Linked DNA regions of Homo sapiens: region 1 is linked to region 2. A link is a loop called in an ENCODE intact Hi-C map of the cell type or tissue named here. Cell type or tissue: OCI-LY7. All regions are shown on one strand. Links, peaks and the distances in the headings refer to the core of each region. The heading gives the core; the rest is flanking DNA. Region 1 overlaps KCMF1 (potassium channel modulatory factor 1). Region 2 overlaps DNAH6 (dynein axonemal heavy chain 6).

The links. Peaks named below come from ENCODE experiments on the same cell type or tissue, not always from the same donor. Only the 100,000 strongest peaks of a DNase experiment are listed, where the experiment ranks them.
Region 1: it touches region 2 in a loop (4-fold over the local background); 1 of 110 quality-filtered maps calls a loop at or near these places.

The regions. Positions count from the first base shown.
Region 1 is chr2:85,005,872-85,018,054 of GRCh38, forward strand. The region is part of intron 1 of KCMF1 (potassium channel modulatory factor 1); the gene reads left to right. Among named protein-coding and RNA genes, the nearest start is that of KCMF1, 41 kb to the left of the region's middle. RefSeq lists an enhancer at 3,354-3,403. In OCI-LY7, for the core only: CTCF peaks have their summits at 6,089 (motif pointing right), 6,310 and 9,072 (motif pointing left); DNase peaks (open chromatin) are centred at 3,370 and 9,060.
Region 2 is chr2:84,813,678-84,825,186 of GRCh38, forward strand. DNAH6 (dynein axonemal heavy chain 6) reads left to right here. Exons shown (of 77, transcript NM_001370.2): 75 at 294-445; 76 at 2,184-2,406; 77 at 5,628-5,912. The coding sequence ends at 5,731. TRABD2A (TraB domain containing 2A) reads right to left here. Exons shown (of 7, transcript NM_001277053.2): 6 at 10,276-10,527; 7 at 7,989-8,423. The coding sequence ends at 8,240. Among named protein-coding and RNA genes, the nearest start is that of TRABD2A, 62 kb to the right of the region's middle. RefSeq lists an enhancer at 3,574-3,623 and a silencer at 3,774-3,923. In OCI-LY7, for the core only: no CTCF peak of the experiment used is centred there; DNase peaks (open chromatin) are centred at 3,154 and 3,774; H3K4me3 peaks cover 772 bases; H3K27ac peaks cover 1,888 bases.

The DNA of each region.
Region 1 (12,183 bases), core at 1,612-9,611, 190 kb after region 2:
CTATCACCTCAAACATTTATCACTCATTTGTGTTAAGAGCATTCAAAATCCTCTCTTCCAGCTATTTGAAAATATACAATAAATTATTGTTAACTAAGCATACTTCTTTTATTTACCAAGCATGTATTTGAATGACATACTTCCTCTTCAGTAATGCCTGGTCACATATCAGTTCCTATTTTTCTATTTTTTTTCCCCTCCTACTGGTCTTTTTCTTAATGTTTAGGAGCCCATTGTTATATTTGTTACCGATATTTCTCCCTACTTGTTGTCATTTGAGTTTGTTTATGGAACCTTTTGCCAATATTAAAGTGTTATACTTATTTATGATCAAATTTACAGTGTGCTCCACCCTCCCCTATTTATAGTTTCACTTTCCTTATATTGCTTAGAAAGGCCTTACCCACTAAATATTCTCATTTTCTTTTTTTTTTTTTTTTTTTTTTTGAGATGGAGTCTCGCACTCTCACCCAGGCTGGAGTGCAGTGGCGCCATCTCGGCTCACTGCAAGCTCTGCCTCTCAGGTTCACGCCATTCTCCTGCCTCAGCCTCCCGAGTAGCTGGGACTACAGGCGCCCGCCACCATGCCCGGCTAATTTTTTGTATTTTTAGTAGAGACAGGGTTTCACCGTATTAGGCAGGATGATCTCGATCTTCTGACCTTGTGATCCACCACCTTGGTCTCCCAAAGTGCTGGGATTACAGGCGTGAGCCACCGCGCCCGGCCCTCATTTTCTTTTAAGAAGTTTATGTCTTTTTAAAAAAAATCTAAATAATATTTGCCATTTTAAAGACATATGGCCAGCCAGTTCTTTTCTTTGAGAATGGAATTTTTATGTATGTGTGTGAAATGTGTCATAACATTTAGAAGAGTGTACAAAAGTATGTATCTAGTAAAAAGAGAATAAAACCAACGTCCACACATCCACTACTCATATTAAGAAATAGAACATCTCGGCCAGGCGCGGTGCTCATGCCTGTAATCCCAGCACTTACGGAGGCCAAGGCAGGTGGATCATCTGAGGTCGGGAGTTTGAGACCAGGCTGACCAACATGGAGAAACCCCATCTCCACTAAAAATACAAAATTAGCCAGGCACATGCCTGTAATCCCAGCCACTCAGGAAGGCTGAGGCAGGAGAATCGCTTGGACCCGGGAGCCAGAGGTTGCAGTGAGTCGAGATCGCACCACTGCACTCCAGCCTGGGCAACAAGAGCAAAACTCAGTCTCAAAAAAAAAAAAAAAAAAAAAGAAATAGAACATCTCATCCACATGTCCATATCCACTAACTGGATCTTTGTTTTGATAATCCTCTTCCCTTTCTCTGCAGGTTTACTCCCAGTATATCCATTTCTATCTGAGCCACATATTGTTTAGTTATGAAACATGGAATAGCAAGCCCAGGTCTCACCATGTGAGGAAAGAGCAGTTTGCACTATTAGGTGGAAGCCCTTAGAAGAGAAGCTGAACAGAGTCTGCCTTCGGCTTCCCCGAGTTTCCAAGAGTCTGGAGAAATCATTGGGCAAGGTCACAAATGCACCTTGGAAACTCAGGACCCAACATATATGGAGCGTTTAGCAGGGTTATTGTATGGACCAGCTTGGATTTCCAGCACAGGGGTAGTCAGAGGACTGCCCTTCACTTGGCCCACCTCCAGCTCCCAGGAACAGGTCAGAGGGGGACACTCTCATGGGGTGAAATGAGATCAGCTGAACCTTTTTCCTTAAGGCGAGATCAGGAACTTCGACATCACTTGGGCAGGACCAGCCAAGTCCAGATAAGATACGGGGACTGGGCCCCAGGTACCACTGTGTCCTCAGGTTACAAAGAAAATGTATGATATTGTGTGATTTTATGTATGTATGTGTAATTAATTCTTGTTATAGGTGCTAATTGTGTTTTTCTTGTTGTTGTTTTTGAGACAGAGTCTCGTCACCCAGTCTGGAGTGCAATGGCGTGATCTCACTGCAACCGCCACCTCCTGGGTTCAAGTGATTCTCCTGCCTCAGCCTCCCAAGTAGCTGGGATTACAGGCACTGCCACCACGCCTGGCTAATTTTTTTGTATTTTTAGTAGAGATGGGGTTTCACCATGTTGACCAGGCTGGCTTTGAACTCCTGACCTCAAGTGATCCACCCATCTTGACCTCCCAAAGTGCTGGGATTACAGGCGTGAGCCACCGTGCCCAGCCGCTAGTTGTGTTCTATAAAGTTTACATGAACACCAAGTTAGCAATTACTGAACCTCTGTTCCTAGAGGAATCTCAGGGTGAGGTTCCTCTGAGCCTCTGGTTATAACATTTTTTCGATGGATCAATACGTAACCTTGTTTTATGTGTATTTCTGCTAAAATACATCACATATTATATTATATATGATATATATTATATATCATATATAATATATAATATGATATATAATATATATAATATATAATATGATATATATATCATATATAATATATAATATGATATATAATATATAATATATATTATATATCATATGATATATTATATATGATATATATTATATATCATATTATATATTATGTGATATATATGATATATACATCATATATCTGAGATATATGTTACATGATATATATCTCATATATCTTATATATATTTAGCAGCATTTCAGCACTACACTTGGGAGCCATTTAAATAGCGAAACTACCAAGAAACAGCACAAAAAGGTGAAAACATGGGACTAAATAGACCATGAAAACGACACTTGTTTACAAAATGAGAGCTGAAAGAAGGAGGCAGAGCATTGCTTTGTTGGACCTGAGCTGGAAACATGCGTATCAAGCCACTCAACTTTCATGCTGCTCTGTGCCTGTTTTCAGTCGCTCACTGGAAAGACTGAAAGCACTGCAAGTATTGACATGTACTCTTTTTTTTTTTTTTTTGGAGACAGGGTCTTGCTTTGTCTACCAGGCTGGAGTGCAGTGGCTCAATCTCACCTCACTGCAACCTCTGCCTCCCGGGCTCAGGCAGTCCTCCCCCGCTCAGTCTCTCAAATAGCTGGCAGTTTTTTTGTAGATAGGAGGTCTTACTATATCGCCCTGGTTGGTCTCAAACTCTTGGGCTCTAGCAGTCTTCCCACCTTGGCCTCCCAAAGTACTGAGATTATAAGTGTGAGCCACCATGCCCAGCCTTGATGCGTACTTTTGTATGTATATGTTATGGTTTGGCTCTGTATCCCCACCCAAATCCCATCTCAAATTGTAATCCTCATATGTCAGTGGGAGGTGATTGAATCATGGGGGCAGACTTCCCCCTTGCTGTTCTTGAGATAGTAAGTTCTCATGAGATCTGGTTGTTTGAAAGTGTGTGGCACTTCCCCTTTCGTGCTGTCTCTCTCCTGCTCCACCATTGTGAAGTAGGTGTCTGCTTCCCCTTCACCTTCTGCCATGATTGTAAGTTTCCTGAGGCCTCCCAGTCATGCATCCTGTTAAACCTGCAGAACTGTGAGTCAGTCAAACCTCTCTTCTTCATAAATTACCCAGTCTCAGGTAGTTCTTTATACTAGTGTGAAAATGGACTAATACAGGAAATTGGTGCCAAGAAAGTGGGACATTGCTGTACAGATGCCCTTTCAGTGAGGTCGTGCTGTACAGGGGCTCTTTCAGCCTGGCAATTCCTATTCTCTGTTCTGGAAAGTTTTCTTGAATTACTCTGTTGGTTATTTCCTCCCTTCCATTTTTCTTACTTTGAGGATATTGAAGCTTCTAGAGTAGGGTTCCAGTTTTCTTCCATGTTCTGATTTCTGTCTCTTTCTCTCTTCCCCCCTCTTCTTTCTTTTTTCTGTTTCTGGAAATGATATACTTACTTAATCCCTCTGTTTTCAATAAAATATGCACTTTATTCCGTTTTCAACGATGCCTTGAGTTCCTGGGGGTCAGAGACCCTCTTTAATGAATAAACTTCTACTTTCCACTTGAAGTGCAGCATAATGTTGAAGAAGCAACTTAGAAATTTAACTGCTTCTTAAAGACCTTTTATCCATCTTCTATCCTTCAGCAGTTCTTCACCCTAACTAGGGTTCCAGCAATGTTGCTGCCAGTCCCAGACATTTTGTTGAATTTGCTTTGTAAATTGGATTCTTAGCTTTCCCCTTTGCCCATACTGGGATTCAGTTCTTTCCAGTCTCCTAATTCAGTTACCTAATTCTGCTTTTCACATCCAGAATTGTATTCCTGTTGTTTCTTTTTATTCTCTTCATCCTTTTGAAATTGTCTTTTATTTCAATTTCAATACAAAATTTTAAGAGTTTCAGAAAGCAACAAAATGAGATCTTACCTTAAGACTGCTCTTGGCCGGGCGTGGTGGCTCACCCCTGTAATCCCAGCACTTTGGGAGGCTGAGGTGGGATCAGTTTAGGCCAGGAGTTCAAGACCAGCCTGGGCAACGTAGTGAAACCCCGTCTCTGCTAAAAACACAAAAATTAGCTGGGTGTAGTGGTGCACACCTGTAACCCTAGCTACTTGGGTGGCTGAGGCATGAGAATTGCTTGAACCAGGGCATCAGAGGCTGCAGTTAGCCTAGATTGCCTCACTGTACTCCAGCCTGGGTGACCAAATTGAGACTGTCTTCAATAAAAAAGACTGTTCTAGACCTTATTTTCACAAAATTATGGCTCAGTCTCTCAAATGTCATTGTCCGGTGCACCACTATCCAGTGCAGTAGCCACCAGCCACATGAGCACTTGAAATGTGGCCAGTGCAATTGAGGAACTGAATTTTTAGTTTAATTTTAGCAGATTACATTTAAATAGTGACATGTGCCTAGTGGCTACCATATTGGACAGCATACTTCTAGTACCAGTGAAGTAAGGAGCTGGAATGTAATTTCTAGTCAGTCTCTACCACTAGGAAGATTTTTTTTCTGCTTCCTTCTTCTGATTTATTTATTCCTTTATATCAGTATGGAGTCGTGGATTCCTGTGTTATTCAGTGAGTTATAATCTATTACTTTTTTTTTTTTTTTTGAGACGGAGTCTCACTGTGTCATCAAGCTGGAGTGCAGTGGCATAATCTCAGCTCACTGCAACCTCCACCTCCCGGGTTCAAGCAATTCTTCTTCCTCAGCCTCCCGAGTAGCTGGGACTATAGGCGCATGCCACCACGCCCAGCCAATTTTTATATTTTTAGTAGAAGTGGGGTTTCACCGTGTTGGCCATGATGGTCTCGATCTCTTGACCTTGTGATGTGCCTGCCTCACTTCCCAAAGTGCTTGGATTACAGACGTGAGCCACCGTGCCCGGCCAGTCTATTACTTTTATTATTTATCTTGATGCTCAAATTGTCCCAGGTTTGGCTGGTGAAACCCCTTTAAGGTTTCTTCTGTGTACTTTTGATATGTCCCCATCTTTCTTCATTAGTCATTTCTAGATGATTCATTTTAGAACTGGATATATTACAGGCTCATGTATTTGCCCTGCCCAACCCATAGAATCCTTCATTTCTGTGAGGAACCCTGGTTCCTCTTAGTGGAGGATGCTGTTTAGACTTACTTGGTGCTTGCTTGGTGTACTTATTGTATCACTGCTTCTGGGCCCTGTCACCTGACAAGGCATTTTAATTGCTAATGGCTATTATTGGACAGTACAGATGTAAAACCATCATTGCAAAAAAGGAAAAACTTGAGTTACTAGAATTTAGGAGTTCAAAGGCCCACCTGCACATCTCCACACAGTTGGTATTTGGCCTTCTGAGCAGGATGCAACTAGCTGGTGATGAGAGTGCCTGAAGACGCTAGTATTGGAGCTCTGGATGGAAGAAGACCTGCTGCCAGAAAGATGCTGACCTCTTCCCATTTTTTTTTGTCCCTCTGAAGCCTCCCATTGGCAGAGTGTAAACCGGAAGCAAGCTGCTAAGGGATTCTGAATAAATGAGTTGGCAGATCCTAGACCATGGTTTCTCAGCCTTGGCATCGTAGACATTTTGGGCCAGGGGGCTGTCCTGTGTTTTGTAGGATGTTTAGTAACATTCTTAGCCTCCCTGAAATTGATGCCATTAGCCCTCCCTGTCCCGCTAATAGTTAGAACTGAGAGTGTCTCCATACATTGCTAAGTGACCCCTAGGGGGCAACATGGCCACTGGTTGAGACCCATTTCCTAGACCCAGCAGAAGGGGCTTGGAGCTGAGAAACAGTAGTAATAACTAACCATCGACCAACTTTACTTCAAGTGTTCTTGAAATGTAGAGGAAGGGCAAAGGGATTATGTTTATGGGCCTGTGATGGTCCTGTAATGTAGAGAGATGATGCTTTTTCTTTTTCTTTTTCATTGACGAGGAAAGCAAAGATCAGGTAAGCAATCTCTATAGCCAGGCAAGAGTCAACTCCTGATAAAGTTGGTATTTGTTTACATGCTCTTAAAGTGTGTTGTTGAATTTTCTGGATTGGAGTTATTACCATACTATTTTTTCATGAGTGAACTGTTTTTTGTGTGTTGCATTTCAGTCATTCTTGATGCATTGTTAATGAATATTAAAGCCAGTGTTTAAAAACTTTTAAATTTTGTATAATTATACTGTATTTGTATACCTTGGTTTGAGATTCACATCAAACTGTATAAGCACTATCCATTTTCCTCATTTTATGTTTATGCTTAGTCCCTTCCTTCTTTCTTTTCCGTATTACCGTATATCACTCTCAGTGATACAAAGACATCCTTTCTCAGAGAAAGTCTCCCAAAGATCAGTTCATCCTAACCAACTGTTTACTGTACCTTTCAGCTTGCATGTCTTATCACTTCAAACCAAACATGTCTAAAATCAGACTCACATGCCTCCTAAACCAGACATAAACCACAACTCTTTTCCGCCAGTGCTAGAGTATTCTCTATACTTTGTATTAATTATTCCTACTCCTATACAGAGCTTTATGTTTGTTGTAGGTCCCTTTATTTTAAAATCCGTGAAGAAACTGGAGCAGACATAAAGAAATGTAATTTAACAGTTGACGGTAGGATTTTGGAGGACTTGCTAACATTTTAAATTGGTTAGCCTACAAAACAGGGGAAAGTGACTTAGTTCATGTTTGTGGTGAGTTTTTGAGACTGGATTTAGGATAACTGCTCTATATGTGGAGAACATTAGAACAAAGGGACCTGAAGTTATATTTCAGTGTCTTAGCGAGGATTTCAGGAACTGCTTGGTATGAAGAGTTGTGTCAGGGTGAGTCTGTTGTACTTCCCCAGCTAGAACAAGTCATCTTTCATCATTTTCATATGTTTGGCTTTGTTTCTGTAGGTCTCTATCCCTTAGTCTTCATACTGTTTTAAATGCTTATTTACTTATCCTTATTCCCCATTTAGGCTCTAAGCACTAAGTGGGTACTGCAAGTGCTCAAAAATTTTGGTTGCTAGAAATAGTAGTGTTAAGTCAATGAGAAATGGTCTTAAAATATAGACCCAGGGCAGATCTTTTCCCACCTCAGTACAATGAGCTGTCATGTGCCTTACTTGACTGGGAATCTATCACAAATACATGTGCAGACATTTCTAGTTTAGATAACATTAAAAAAACATTTAGCGAACAGTATGTATTCTGCTCCCTCCTTATACATCTTGCAGTACATTAAGGATTTCCAGTTTTCCTTTCCCTCAAACAGTTGCAGAAAGTCAGTATAAGAGTGTTTAGACCGGGCGCAGTGGCTCATGCTTGTAATCCCAGCACTTTGGGAGGCCGAGGTGGGCGGATCACGAGGCCGGTAGTTCGAGACCAGCCTGGCCAGCATGGTGAAACCCCGTCTCTACTAAAAGTACAAAAATTAGCCAGGCATGGTGGCACGCACTTGTAATCCCAGCTACTCGGGAGGCTGAGGTAGGAGAATCACTTGACCGCGGGAGGCAGAAGTGTCAGTGAGCCGAGATCACACCACTGTGCTCCAGCCTGGGCGACAGAGCGAGACTCTGTCTCAAAAAAAAAAAAGAATGTTTAAACAGTAGACCAAAAAATCCTAGGCAGGGGTGGGGGAGGGGAGACATTAAATGTGTTTCCCCCCTTTCATTGTTTGAAATGACATTATTCTCTTAACATGTAGTGTGTCTTTTTCAGGCCAGAGGTCCCTGTTGCTGTGCATATATTATTAGCCGAGTATATGATGGGAAGGCTTTCTAAACAGCTCTTAGACCCTGTTTTCAGTGCTCAGTGGTACACAGTCTTTGCATTGCCTGTAAGTTGTGCCTGTAATTTTCAAAAAGTTGAGAAAACACTACTCTAGAGTAAGAACTTAAAATAGTGACTTTAAGTAGAGTTTTGTTTGGTGATAAACCTCTGAAAATAAATATCTGTAAGCACCTGCCTCAAGAGTAATTCCTCAATCTCAGGATTTCATTCCAGAGAAGTTGTGTAATTAGTAGAATCTTCTTAAAAAATAAGAAGTCAAGGGAAAAACAATAAACAATGTGTTAAATATATATCTCCGTATCATAATAAATAAAGTTCTGAAGGCATCTACTTCTGGGGAAAAAAGGATTATTATCAAAAGATATGCTTCAGTAGGCAACCCTTTATCTTAATCACTGGTTTGCCATGTAATGGCTCTTTGCCTTTGGAGCAAATTACTTAGTGCCTGTGTGCCTCAGTTTATCCATCTGTAAAAGAATCAACAGTTCAGTGACTAGGTCTTTAGCAGATTAAAAATCATCACCTTCCCTTAAAAGGGCTTTTCTTTTTTTGGGAAAGTTGGAGCCTAAACCAAGCTCTCTCTGCCTTGCTGCCACAGACCTGTCTGCAGAATTTTCAAAACAGAGCAGTTTCTATCTAGTGTGCATTGTTTAAAGCAACTAAACTGAATTGCACATGTATATGGAAATACTGGCGCGCGCGTGCGTGCGTGCGTGCGTGTGTGTGTGTGTGTGTGTGTGTTTTTAAATAGAGATGAGGTCTTGCTATGTTGCCCAGGCTGGTCTCAAACTCCTGGGCTCAAGCAGTCCTCCTGCCTCAGCCTCCCAAAGTGTTTCCCTCAGCCTCCCAAAGCCACCTGTTTCCCACTAACCACCCTATTGCATGTTAAAACTTGCAACCTGGGTCTCCTGGGCTATTGTTGCCACCTGGTGGCTTACTCCTAGAGGTATTTGGTACAGCATTTTTATCTACTTTTTTCTCCTGTAGAAAACAAGTACTTGTTCAGGGCCTTCTTTTTCCCCCCTCTACTTTCATTATTCAGTAATTCTTCTGTCAAGAAGTCTTATACCAAGGAGGCGGAGGTTGCAGTGAGCCGAGATCGCGCCACTGCACTCCAGCCTGGGCGACAGAGTGAGACTCCATCTCAAAAAAAAAAAAAAAAAAAAAAAGTCTGTTATAGACACACATTAATCCCCCCCGCTTTCCCTTCTCTCTTTTTGAGCTCTTATCTAATTACTCTAGGAAAACGTCCCCTTCTTTTCATTTGCTTAATTCATTCAACAGATATTATTGAATTCCCACATTGTCCCAGGCACTCTTTATCCACCTCCTCTTCCTTCATTTTATGAGTCAGAAAACAGCTCTAATCATGGCTGAGTATAATAGTAGATTGAGTAATATAGAAGCTCCTCTATTTCCAGATAAGAGGCTCTGAAAGGCTGTTCCTAAGCTCACTCATGAGCAAGTCCATTGTTGCTAAGATAAGTTTCTGTTTTCAGAACAGGGATGCATTTCTATGAACAAATAAAAGAGTGTAGATCAGTTCTTTAAAATGAGGCAAACCAATCAGTTATTCCAAAGTGGACCAAGTTCCTCTATACTGAAAACTTTTAGAAATGAATTAAACTTCCCTCTTTCACAAAGTTCATAAAGAACTCTTTAAATACAATATTTCACCCATTTTTCTATTCACTTTGTTGGGCAGATTTGAACCAGCTTTAAATCATCTGTAGCCACAAAAGAAGTTTTATCACACTTTCCACCTACCTCATGACTTTGTGAAGATTGACAAAGTAATATATGTAAGTCATTAGGTACATAATTAAAAGTGAAGGAACTTGCTATTAAACCACTAGAGGGACGACCTCTGTGTGGCAAGAATTTTTATTCACTGCTGTGTCCTCAGCAAATATTTTTGTTCACTGCTGTATCTTGGCATATAATAAATAATAAATAATGAAAGGATGGGTGGATGCTCCTTGTTGTTACATATCACAGGACTCACAGAATTCTACCTGGAAAAAAAAAGTAGAAAAGCCGATTTCCAGTCAGAAAGGGTTGTTTTAAATGTTTTAAATGCTGAATGAATGTATCAGTTTCAAGTAAGACTACTGCGTGAAGACTACACATATTGCAAAACCTACTTACTAAGCTTCCCGGTTCTCTTTCTTCTGGATCTTGCTCCTGGATCATGCTCTCCCCCTATTTCATTTCTCTTTCTCTGCTGTGGAATCTCTTTAGCCATAGGTTTTCTCTTGAAGAGTGTGTTTGTACGGGTCTCGATACCCCATTTCTCTCTCCTCTTGAGTCTGTCCCTTAAACACAGGGCATAGGTTTTTAAAAATATGCGTATATAGAGTTATATGTATATTTAATAGATCTTTTTATTCTCTTCCTATTTCTAAAAATAACTAAGGAAAGCTCTCTAAAAAAAAACAGACAAACCCTAGAGTTTCTTTTTATTTTGGCAAGGGATGATTTATATTTCCTCTGTGATTCTTAAGTAGAAGATGAAACAGCTCTCCACTCCTGATCTAGGCTCCCAGTTTATGAAGCATTATAAACTTTGTCTTAGATTTCCTTTCTCCAGCAGTTTCACATCTGGAAGTATCCTTTGACCATTTTCTTTAAGCAAAATAATTCTGGTTACTTCTGCTTTTCACTGAGTTACTTATACTATAGTTTATCTTTTTTTTTTTTTTTGAGACAGAGTCTCGCTTTTTCACTCAGGCTGGAGCACATTGGCACAATTTTGGCTCACTGCAACCTCCACCTCCTGGATTCAAGTGATTCTGCCTCAGTCTCCCGAGTAACTGGGATTACAGGCACCCGCCATCACACCCAGCTAATTTTTGTATCTTTAGTAGAGACGAGGTTTCACAATGTTGGCCAGGCTGGTCTCGAACCCCTGACCTTAGGTGATCCACCCATCTCAGGCGTGAGCCACTGCGCCCAGCCTAGTTCATCTTTTTTACTTGCTTTTGTATTCATCTAAGATCCTCTTCTTTTTTTTTTTTTTTTTTTTTTTGAGATGGAGTCTCGCTCTGTCGCCCAGGCGGGACTGCGGACTGCAGTGGCGCAATCTCGGCTCACTGCAAGCTCCGCTTCCCGGGTTCACGCCATTCTCCTGCCTCAGCCTCCCGAGTAGCTGGGACTACAGGCGCCCGCCACTGCGCCCGGCTAATTTTTTTTGTATTTTTAGTAGAGACGGGGTTTCACCTTGTTAGCCAGGATGGTCTCGATCTCCTGACCTCATGATCCACCCGCTTCGGCCTCCCAAAGTGCTGGGATTACAGGCGTGAGCCACCGCGCCCGGCCATCTAAGATCCTCTTCTAAGGGTTGCACAATTTTTCAACTGCTTAAATGCAGAGTCTCTTCTTGGAGATTGTCTATCATTTAATAGTATTGTTCTCTGTATAGTTCTCAGTATCAAAATTATATAGCCTATATGATACACACCGTTTTTTAAAAAAAGTCACACTTGGAGAGATGCAAGGGCCTTGAAGAGATAATACACAGACATTTCACAGAATAGAAAAGAGGCCCTCCCTCCCTCCACCCCACCCCCCCAAATCACATGATAGCTAGAAGTCAAAATCGGCTGTCAATGGCAAGTGCTATATAATCCCAGGCCTTCAAATTCCAAATGAGGTCGACTTCCTGTTGTATTCTTTTTTCCCTGTGTTTCTTGAAAGTAACTTGCCCTTTGTTGACCTTTTCTTTCCCATCAACTCTCTATTCCCTAGCTAAAAACTAATTTTATTAAAAAGTAAAAGGTATACCAACCTGAGATTTTCTCCTTTAAAAAGCTGTAAACGAATATTAAAAACCTCTTTTATTTTTATTTTTTTAATAAGAAAGAAAAGACTACGTATTATTTCAGTGGCTTTTTAAAAATGTGTTCCCACTAGAGGGCATCCTTTTCTCCTTAAAATTTTAGTTCATAGCTTTCATTTGTTTTACAGAACTGCTAAATACAAGATATATGCTGATAATATGAATGTGTTCAGATATAACTTTTTCAGATAGGTGGTTGTCAGATATAC
Region 2 (11,509 bases), core at 1-8,000:
AACTGCCTCACTGGTTTGTCTCCCTCATGACAGGGCAATGCACTGAACACTGGCCTTCCCTCCCTTCCCAGCCAGGACCAGAGCTTGTCCATCCCTTGGGCCCTTACCTCCCAACATGACCCGCAGGCTTCCTGACCCTGTGAACTAACTCAGAGGAAGGTATTAAGAGTTGGGTCTTCTCTGTGGTGGGAAGGCTCTCTAATGCCAGGGCAGCCTGGTTTGGATGAAGGGGAATAGTGCCTGGGGAGTAGCAGTGTTGTTTGAACGCAGCTTTCCGATTTTCACAATTACAGGAACTCTTCAAAATCATGCTCGAAAATACAATTTGCCTATAGATGAGCTGAGTTTCAAATACAGCGTAATTCCCACCTATCGGGATCAAGCTGCAGTGATAGAAGCTGCCAAGACAGTGCAATTTGGACAAGAACTGCCCATGGACATGGAGGTATTGTCCACCTGGCTGTTATGGCAAAGCAGCTTCTATCCCACTGTCTTTGAAGATTTCAGACAACCTTCCATGCCCCACTCCCCCACCACCTCCCATTGGCAGGAGCAGGAAGGGCAGGGTAGTAATCACACCTCCAAGATAAGCTCCCCAATTAGCAATGACCAGATGGGAACTGCCTAAACTAGTCTAAGTTATAGAAATATTTTTAAAGCAATATTTTTTTTATTTTTTAGCTACCTTTAGTAACCTTCTTCATCTTACAGAATCAATATAGCAAGAAGTTAAAAGCAAGGGTTTAAAAACGAGAGAAGCCTGAGTTTGAATTCTGACACTACCTTTCACCAGCTGCATGTGCTGGAGCAATTGTTAACATGTCTGCACCTCATATTATTTTAAGATCCTTCTTGTCTTAAGAAGAGAGTGTCAACTTTCCCATGTCAGGAAAACTTGAGGCTCCAGGAAGGTAAAGCAACACCCACATAAAAGCCCCCACCGGAGCTTTCCGGGACCAGCCTGCCCTGGTCCATGCTCAGCACACTCCATCTGCCACAGAGGCTGATTCTGACAGACAGAAGTTTACAGTGACCACCAGGGCTCTGTCCCTCCACCCTAGTTCATACCATGTCTCTGCTTGGGTCATGTGCGCTGAGCCATGACAATGCCTTACAATCTCTGAGATCTGGGGAGACTTCAGACTGTCTAACTGGCCTGTCTCCTGGCCCACCTAGCAAATGTCTGCCACCAACAGACCAGGAGACAGGCCAGTAGTGTGGTGTGAAAGAAACAGCCAGTGTCATGTGACCAGCACATATACTGGTCTAAACACAGGGTATGTGTTTAAACAGCTTTATCTCTGTTGCAAACAGGCAAGACCACTGTCAGCCCATTTGCCGCCTTGGCGCAGCATAGGAAAAGGTGCTCCCTCTGGGTGATGCCCAGTTGGTGGACACCCAGTAGGTAGCAGGATAGTTTTCAGGCAAACCTGCATAAACATATGTGCAGCCCAAAAACAGGAAGTCCCATCCTGCTGCACCCAAGAAACAGAAAGGTTAGGACACCAAAAAGCAAAGACCAGCTAAAAAGAATTTAGTTTACCATCCTTTTATTCACTATAAAATGCACTACATATTATCCAAACAGCTTAGTCCTCTGCCTGCAGACGTGAGGCTCCAATTATCCAAAGACCTCGGGCCAGAAATGGCCAAATCCACTCAGGGTTTGAGGAAGGATGACTCAGATGCCCACAATTGGAAAAAAAAAAAAAAAAGTGTGCACCGGTGGAGACATCCAATCACATCACAGGAATCTGATGGGCAGGGTCTCTCCCTCTCCCTCTTTCTTATTTAATACAAACATTTAAAAGTAAGCATAATTTTTAAAAAAGAGAGAAAGAACAAAAAGGAATTGTCCATGGGCACTCTGCAAATATTATTGCAGATATATAATCTGTCTTCTAGGAGGGCATCCAAATCCTTGAAAAACCTTGCTAAGAATAACAGACGATGATCTCAGTACTCCTCCACCTCCCATGAAAAGGGGAAAAGTCATCACATTATTATTACATTTTTTTGCCTCTCAGAGCCTCAGGATTGACCTCTCTAAAATGTGAATAATAACAGCAATGTATAGAGTGTTTTTTAGAATTACCTGGTGAGGATGTGGGACATAGGAAGTGGCTCACACCTGCTGATCCCTTTTCCCCCATCTCACTTTGAGACTTGTGGGTATCTTTCAGTTGCCCTCTCCTGAGGATGGTGTTCTTGTTCATGGGATGTTCATGGATGCTTCTCGATGGGATGATAAGGAGATGGTGATAGAAGATGCATTGCCCGGACAGATGAATCCAGTGCTGCCTGTGGTGCATTTTGAACCACAACAAAACTATAAGCCAAGCCCAACACTTTACCACTGCCCACTTTATAAAACAGGAGCCCGGGCAGGAACACTCTCAACCACAGGTGAGGATGTTCTTAAGATTAGTTCAAATAATGACCAAATGCAATCTTCAATCAAAGTCCAAACACTAAGCTGTGATTGGCTCAAGATCTCCCTTGGGCCAATAAACTAGACTTAAAATGAAGCCACCTATAACATACAAAATTCGTAAATGTAATTATAAATTCTATTTGTTCTGAGTATAGATTAATATTATAGAATTAATTCTTGCTTCTATTAGAATCCAAGGAGTAGAAAATAGAGTTTAACAAGTAGAGACTTCCACTTTCAAAATGGCGGCCTGAATAGACACGAAAATCTCTTTTTTCTCACTAAATCCATTTTTACTCATCATAAAAGAAATTTTAAAATAAATGAATAGGCCGGGAAAGGTGGCTCACCCCTTTAATCCCAGCACTTTGGGAGACCGAAGCAGATGAATCACCTGAGGTCAGGAGTTCAAGACTAGCCTGACCAACATAGTGAAACCCTGTCTCTACTAAATACAAAAAATTAGCCAGGCATGGTGGCGGGTGCCAGTATTCCCAACTACTTGGGAGGCTGAGGCAGGAGAATCACTTGAACCTGGGAGGCGGAGGTTGCAGTGAGCCAACATTGGGCCACTGCACTCCAGCCTAGGTAACAAGAGCGAAAACTCCATCATAAATAAGTAAATAAACAAATGAATAAATGGACAGCCCTGATGCAAAACTCTGAGTGCATCTGAAACTGAGATACAGCCCTGAAAAAAGAAACCAGACAGAAAGAAAGCCACCTCAACAGATACACCAAGGGACAGCTGAAGAATGAGAAGAGAGAATGAACTGGGAAAATCGCCTTGAATACAGCACAGTGAGAGGGGAAAGAAGTGACCCTGTGGAAGGAGCCAGAAATTGCAACATTTTTCTTGTTTTCTAGGTAACCTGAAAGGAGAAAATAAAGAATGGAGGAGAGAGAATGTTTGAAAAAATAATGGCTGGTAATTTCCCAAAACTAAAGAAACACTTGAATCATTAGATTGTGAGGTCTCACAAAGTGGAAGGAATGATTTTTAGCAACCTACAAGTAATCAAATCTTCAAAGAAACCTAGATATACCAAAGTGATACTTAAGACTGTCAGAGACCAAAAAAAAAAAATGCTCAAAATAACCAAAGAGAAGAGACAATGTATAATATATGCTGGAACTGAAATCCCAGAGAATGAGAATCAGATTGATATCAGTCAACTCCCATTATCCACCGTGCATATAAAAAGATAATGGAGAATCACCTTCAAAGGGTTGAGGGAAAATACCTTTGAACCAGAATTCAAAACACAACCAAACCATCTTTCAAAAGGGAAGTGAATAAAGACAGTTTTGAACATACAGAGGCGCTAAATTAATCATCACTGACCTTCTATTTTGAAAACAATCCAGCTGTCTAGCCAGGTGTGGTATCATGTGTCTGTAGTCCCAGCTACTCAGGAGGCTAAGGTGGGAGGATCACTTGAGCCCAAGAGTTCAACACCAGCCTGGGCAACATAGTGAAACCCCCATCTCAATTAAAAAAAAAAAATCCAACTGTCTTTGTTTGTGTTTGTGTTGCTATAAAGGAATACCTGAGGCTGAGTAACTTTAAAGAAAAGTTTATTTGGCTCATGGTTCTGCAGGCTGGTGCCAGCATCTGCTTCTGGTGAGAGCCTCAGGATGCTTCCACTCATAGCAGAAGACAAAAGGGAGCTGGTGTTTAGAGGTCCCATGGCAAGAGAGGAAGTAGGCAAGATGGGAGGGAGGCGCCAGACTCTTTAACAAGCAGCTCTCGCAAGAACTAATAAAGTGACAGCTCACCCCCCATTCCAAGGAGTATTAATCTACTCATCAGGGATCTGACCCCCATCAGCCAAACACCTTCCATTAAGCCCCATCTCCAACATTGGGGATCAAATTTCAACATGAGATTTGGAGGGATCAAACATCCAAACTATAGAAGCCTGGCATAAAGAATTCTTACAAATCAGTAAGGAGAGGGGACCAACAAACTAACATTATCTGAAACTGTGACAGAAACCCCATCTTGTACAAGGATCAAAAGAAACTCTTTTTCAGCTATTTAAAAGAGGGGTAGTCCTATGTAGTAGTCATCAATGGCCACTAATATCCCAAAAAAGAAAGACAATCAGACATAATGTGCTTCCTGATAGAAGTACCTACTACCTAAGAATTATTCTTGCCATAAAACTCAAACCTGCCAGCCTGGGCAAGATGACGAGACCCCGTCTCTACAAAAAATACAAAAATTAGCAAGGTGTGGTGCACACGCCTGTAGTCCCAGCCGCTTGGGAGACTGAGGCAGGAGGATCGCTTGAGTCCAGTTCAAGTCTGCAGTTAGCCATAATCAAACCACTGCACTCCAGCCTGGGCAAAAGAATGAGACCCTATCTCAAAAAAAAAAAAAAAAAAAAAAAAAAAAAGGGAAAAAAAACCTCAAACCTGAATGTAGTCACGCCTCTAGATCTAACCACCCCTTACAGGAAGAGAGGAATATATTTAAAATCACCACAGCAGTGCTGTCATAAAATCCAGATTCTGGGAAACTTAACAGGACAAACAGTCTGGTTGTTTCAACAAATATATTACAAGGGGGCGGCAAAAGAAGCAGAGGGAAACCTACCAATTGAAAGATTTAAGAGACACATCACTGTTGCAAGATATGAAACTCATTTGAATCCTGGTTATTAAGAAATTATTAGGCTGGGTGCAGTGGCTCATGCCTGTAATCCCAGCACTTTGGGAGGCCAAGGCAAGCGGATCATTTGAGGCCAAGAGTTTGAGACCAGCCTAGCCAACTGGTGAAACCCCGCCTCTACTAAAAATACAAAAATTAGCCAGGCATGGTGGTACGCACCTATAGTCCCAGCTACTCAAGAGGCTGAGGTAGGAGAATCACTTGAACCCAGGAGGGCAGAGGTTGCAGCAAGCTGAGATCACGCCACTACACTTCCAGCCTGGGTGATAGAGTGAGACCCTGTCTCGAAAAAAAAAATTCTATGAAGTCTAAGCTGGACAAGTCCTAAAGAATTATTTGTTCTAAAATCTTCATTTTATAGAGCATAAAACAGACCCATAAAGGACTATTTGTCCAGCATCTTTAGGGGCAAGTCAGGCCTGGAACCCAGATGTCTTGACTCTTTGTAGCCTCTCTCTTTGTATGAGGAAGTTATTCTCTTAAGTAACAACCTTTTTTTCCTATATCCTTAATTAGGACATTCAACCAATTTTGTGGTAACCGTCCTGTTACCCTCCAAGCGGTCCAAAGACTACTGGATTGCCAAGGGATCAGCTTTGCTCTGCCAGCTGAGCGAATGAAAAGGTGCCACCTCAGCCCTGAAAAAGAACCAGGCCAGAGATCTTTCCTAATGGGAGCAAAAGGTTTGAATAATTTATATGTGAGCAAAACGGTGTTAATTCTGATTTGACTTAAACGTATTGTGACTTTTATTTCTCTTATGACCTTAAAATAAAGTGTTTGAGTTCTTTCTGTTGGCAATCCAAGCTCTGCTGTAGAAGCAGTGGGTTCAACAACCCACCTGTTAAGCCTGCTCCCCCACCCTAAGTGAGAGGCAGCTTCCCATCAGTTACTTTCTGGGACCCCCAGGAAGAGTAAGGACTCAGCACTCGCTTCCCCTCACAGGCTCCTTTCCTCTTCACCCTGATATGAAAGGCCCCAGGTGCTTCCATTTCTAGACAAGATGAAGGCTCTCAGAGTCCAGTGCATGGGAGGTTGATGCAGTGAGCACAACTGGTAGAGCAAATGAGCAGGATAAGAAGAAGTTGGCCTATGATGTCAGTTCCCTGTTCTGTGGGGCTTCATCACAATCCTTGGAAGAGCCTGTGCTTTCACAAAAGGGCAGGCCAATCCTGCCCAAGTACGGAGGATTTTCCCCTTCCACTTTAGGATGAATCTGTGTGAAAACTAACCAAGTCCCAGCCAGGTGCATTTGAGCCTCTGCCACCTCAAAAGCAGAGGTTGGTGGGTCAGTTCTCAAATGGAGCAGCCACTGTGACAAACCATCTTGTGTCAGTCCTGCCAATAATGGTCTGCCTGCTTCCTCGGCCATAATGTGACCCAAGAAACAAGGAAATCACCCAGCTAGGATTGAGCCCTTGGTAGGAGCCATACCACCCTCTTACAAAGAATTGGAGGAACAGAGTCAGCCACAGTGATCCTACCCTCCCAGTTTATCTCTGCCTCCCCACTTCATCCCCATACCTATCGAAGTTAAGAGCAGACTCAAGTCGCAGAGAAGCAGGGAACACCACTTTTACCAGAAATCAGTGCACAAATCAGAAACTACTCTTGGTGTTTCAAGCAGAAATAGGTACTAACATGGGCACAGGAATGGCTGCCACTGCAGAAGTCAAAGAGTTGATATCAGGCATCACAGCATCTGTACTCCAAGGTGGGAACCCTGAAGGAAAAATTATGCCAACCTCACAGCTACTTCACGCTGAAGCAGGGGAATAGAGGGGGCTGCAGAGACTGGCTACTGCACAAACTTGTGTCTGCTGAAGCCTGCACATAACCACGCCCCCTGCTCAAGAAAAATTCCCTCTGCCCACTTTTGTTTTCCAAATATCCCATGAGTGTATCTCATTAGGAGAATCGAACATAGCAGCGAGGGGATTTGGGAGTTTTTGCCCGCCTACGCCTGCAATACAGGTGGTGCAGAATGGAACCAAAGTGGTGGACATGGGTCCTGAGTGCCATCACACCGTTTTAGTAAGGCCACTGAGATCTTCTGGGCCCTAGAAATAACTGAACATGAACCCACAAAAGCCTCAGAAAAGGAAGGGAAGCCAGAGCTACAAACCCAGGCAATCAGCCTTACCCTAAGCCAGATTAGGGGACAAATACAACTACTTCTTATTGACCCCACCCAAGTCCTGGACAGACCTTCTACCCAGGGTTTTTATGGGCTATTCAGAGGCCCAGGACCATAAAGGACACTTGCCACAGGTGGGAGACCCTGATCTGGAACCATGGTGGTTAGGGGAGGGAGATCACCTGGGCAGGGTTAAAAGCTCCCATTTCAGATTCAACTGGGGAAGTTCTACTCTTACACATTTTATAGAGTCCCAATAAGATTTGTATTTAGAAAAGACATTGACAATAAACATGTAAATAATAAATAACAAAATGGGGATTGGGGGTAGTTTGAAAACCACTTTCTTGCACAGCACCTCTGACAAAGCCTACCCACGCCCCCCAACCCCCCCACCCAGCCTCCAGCATGTCAGTGAGACACACACATTATACAAAATAAAAGCATCTCTCAGGACACAGGGAGCACCCTATTCACCAGAGCTTGAATAGAGAGGTGCAGACCACAAGTTCCGTGGCCCACTGACTCCCCTGCATCCAGAACCAAGAGTGACACAAAGAAAGAGAGTGGAAAGAAGAAAGGGTCAGGATACAAAGCCAGGGCCTGAAGGGATCAGAGCTGCAGCTGAGAAGTGCAGGGCCTAGGGGGAGGCAGTGGAAGGATTCAGAGGGTGTGAGAGAAGAAGTTGTCTGCCTGATATATATATATATCATGAATAAAAATCTATACAAAAAAAGGTATTTATTTTCATACAACTCATTTATAATTTATTTTCACACAACTCACTATGTTACAAAACTGTACACCTGCCCCCAAAGTTGGATAACCCAAAGTCACATTCCTTGGAAAGAGAAGAATCAACACTGGGCCGCTTTTTCAAGAGCAGTCTCTTCTGGATTGGGCCCAACAAGGCTAGACCAGAATGTGGAGTACAGGAATGGCCATTCTTCAAGTCCGAGGGGTCAGGTTCTTAGCCTGGTGCTTCCAGTCGTTACAGGAGGGGTGTCTCTGTTTGGAAAGCCAGCACCAGCACCCAGAACACAGGAGTCCAGAGAGACAGGCAGGCACTGCTGGCCACCATCTGGCTGTGGTGGGAATGCCCACGGCGAGGGAGCCGCAGTTCAGTGGAGATGTGCCTGTCCAGGACAGGGACCTGGAGTTGCGGGACTATGTCACTAGGAGGCAAAGAGAAAGACAGAGTCTGAAGTCACAGCAGAAACCACTGCACACGCCAAGGCCCCCAAATGCCCACACAGCTTCTCTTCATCTCCCCTCCTTATAGACAGGAATGGGTATTAGTATATTAATAGGCTTCCTATATCTCTGGCCCTCTTTCATGTCTTTGGCCACTGCTACCAGAAAACCAAATGGCAGAGGATATTAAGACCAGCAGACTGGCTAACTGTCCCTGGCTATTTGGCTCTTTATTCAAAGATTAGTGAAAGTCTTCGTATAAGGCCGAATTCAAAGTTTGCTAACATTAGTCTCTGGGCAATCTTAGGCAGGGACCCTCCTCACTGGCCACCACAGAGGCAGAGCCAGACCATGCAGATTCCTCCCTGGGTCTCTGCCTCTCTCATCTGCCCAAGTCCAGGCCTGATGTGCACAGCATATAGGCATACCAGGTCAAGACAGTTCAAGCTGAGGGGCCCATGACCTCAGGCTTACCCAGATCTTTCAACTCAGCTGAGGTATAAAGTGCCCAACCCCGTAGTCACCAATGGCCTTGTTTGAAAAAGTACTAAACAGGTCAATTTATTCCTCTGTCAATGGAGGATGGTTCATGAGTCACCCTGGGACATGAACACCATCAGAAGCTGTCCCCATTCTCCAGGTCCCATCTGGCTGCCAGCTTCTGTCCATTTAAAATGCAGATCACACAGCATATCACATATCTGCTTCAAACCTTTCAATGGCTCCCTACTTCCCTCCGTGTTTACCTCTCTGGACACATCTCACCCCATTACTCCTTCACTTCCCAGGCTCCAGCCAGAATTACTTTATCTCAGCTTCTTTAACGCAATCGTTCCCTCCAACCAGGCTTTCACATTGTTCCCTCTGCCTTCAACTCTTCTCCTTCCCTATTCAGTTGTTCACTCACTCACTCATTCATTCTACATTTATTAAGCACCTGTGCAGGCCCTGAATCCCTGCGTCTACTGATCCAGACTCAGAAGCTCTATTCACAAGGTTCCACTTTGGCTTCTACTCAGTATAAGCCAAAAGGATGCTTCCTCAAGGGAAGACTTTCCTGACCTCTGACCCTAAGTAGTAACCTCCAACACACACACACATATGCATGCACCACAAACACACACACCCACAGCAGCTTACACTTCCACTGCAGATTATCTATTCAAAAATCCATCTTCTTCACCAGACTGCAAGTTCCATGAAGGCAGGGCCCGTGTCTGGTTGGCCCCACACACATAGCATCCGACACAACAGCAGGCACAAAGGAGGGACTCAATAAGGCTGAGATTAATTTAACTGGATTCCTGCTCCCAGCCTCTCTGGGGTAGTTCTTCCAGAAGCCTTGTGCCCTGCAGACTCAGGCTCGCCTATCCACCTCTGGTCTACTCCCCAGCCATCTCTGAGACTACATTTGGTGTAGGGTCACGACCCTTCCCTTACAATGTGGGGGTTAAACATGCCCATTCCTACCGAGCTGCTTCCAGCTCTGCAAGTCTATGACATTCTCCCTAAGTCTGCCATGGAGAAAGATATGAAATATCTAGTTCTTTGCAACCTTTCCAGATGCCTTCCACTTTTAACAGACTCATCCTACCCCGAAACTTGTTCTTTAACAAGCATAAACATGTTGCCCTTGCCCTGGCTTGAAGCAACTATCTTAAATCTGGATTCGCTTCTGTCACAGTGGACAGAAAAAGGGTGCCTGGGGTCATGAGGAAAGGGAAAGGTTGCTCCATGAGGGGGGCTCCCATTGCAACCAGTGTGAGGGGCATTCCTGGGTCCGCTCACTAGGGTAAAGGTGGATGCCAACCCGACCCAGCCTACTCGCCTGACCTCTCCTCCAGGCGGACCCACAGATCGCTGAATTGCCGGAGTCGCGGCCTCCGCTGTGACCGCCTCCGCTTCTTCCGGAACCTCTGTTCGGCCTCACTGGGCGTGTCGGCACTTCCAGGCCGGGACACAAGGGGAGGCAGCGTTGAGTGCCCTGAGGATACGGCTTCTGGTGCCGGTACTTCCAGGGTAGGGACTTTTGGAGCAAAGATGGTGGACAGAGTGGGCCGTGTGGAGGTCTTTTTACTCTTCCCTCTGTACGCAAGTGGAAGGAGAAGGTATTTGGAGGAGGGTCACACAGCATGGCGCCCTCCCCAGCTCTCTTACACCTCAGGGTTTCAAGACAAAGGCAGATAACCTGAAAGTTCAAGCTGGCCAGGAAGGGCAGAAATTACCCAGTTCTTGAAATTACCTTGGGAATTTATCTCTTTGACGCCTTTTTTTTCCCCTCAGATATCCTCACCCTACCTTCTCCAAATCCCCTAGTCCTGGGGAGAAAGATCCAAGATTTTTAAACTATTACATGTACAGTAATTACTGTAGTTTTCCAACAATGAACAGGTCAGCACTGTCTAGAAAGACACTGACAATTATAGCTTTTTTTTTTTTTTTTTTTTTTGAGATCGGGTTTCCCTCAGTAGCTCAGGCTGGAGTGCAGTGGCCCAATCATAGCTCACTGTAGCCTCAAACTCCTGGGCTCAAGTGATTCTCCCACCTCAGCCTCCCAAATACAAGCAAATGTCACGAATCTGACTAGTGAACAGTAAAGCTTTTAAAGACAGATGGAAAATGTTTAAATGCCATTTGCTTAAAACCACTGAAGTAGCTCTTAACCCTCTTAACACTTTCTGAACCCTCATGAGGGCTTTATTCAGGAAGAGGCTCTCAGGGCTGTCTTCTAACCACTTAATTGCAGATTTGTTCTTAAATCATCTTTCCCAAAGAGAGATTTTCACAACTAATGGGAAACTCAGACTGACTTCTAGTTTTCCCCTAAAGGTGACTATAGTCACCAAATACTTCTTTGAGTGAAGAAATAAGCTACTATAAGGACCAAGTTTCTTCCAACAACAGAACTTTTGTCAAGGGTTTGGTGAAGGGGATGGGGGAGCAGAAAGAGAAGAATTCTACTAGATGTCAATCCCATTGGTCTCCTGATGTAGGTAGGTAGTGAGAGTCCTGAAACTCACATCTGCCTGAGGAAGGGGAGCAGTGGATGCGCCATGTCTAGGGCTTT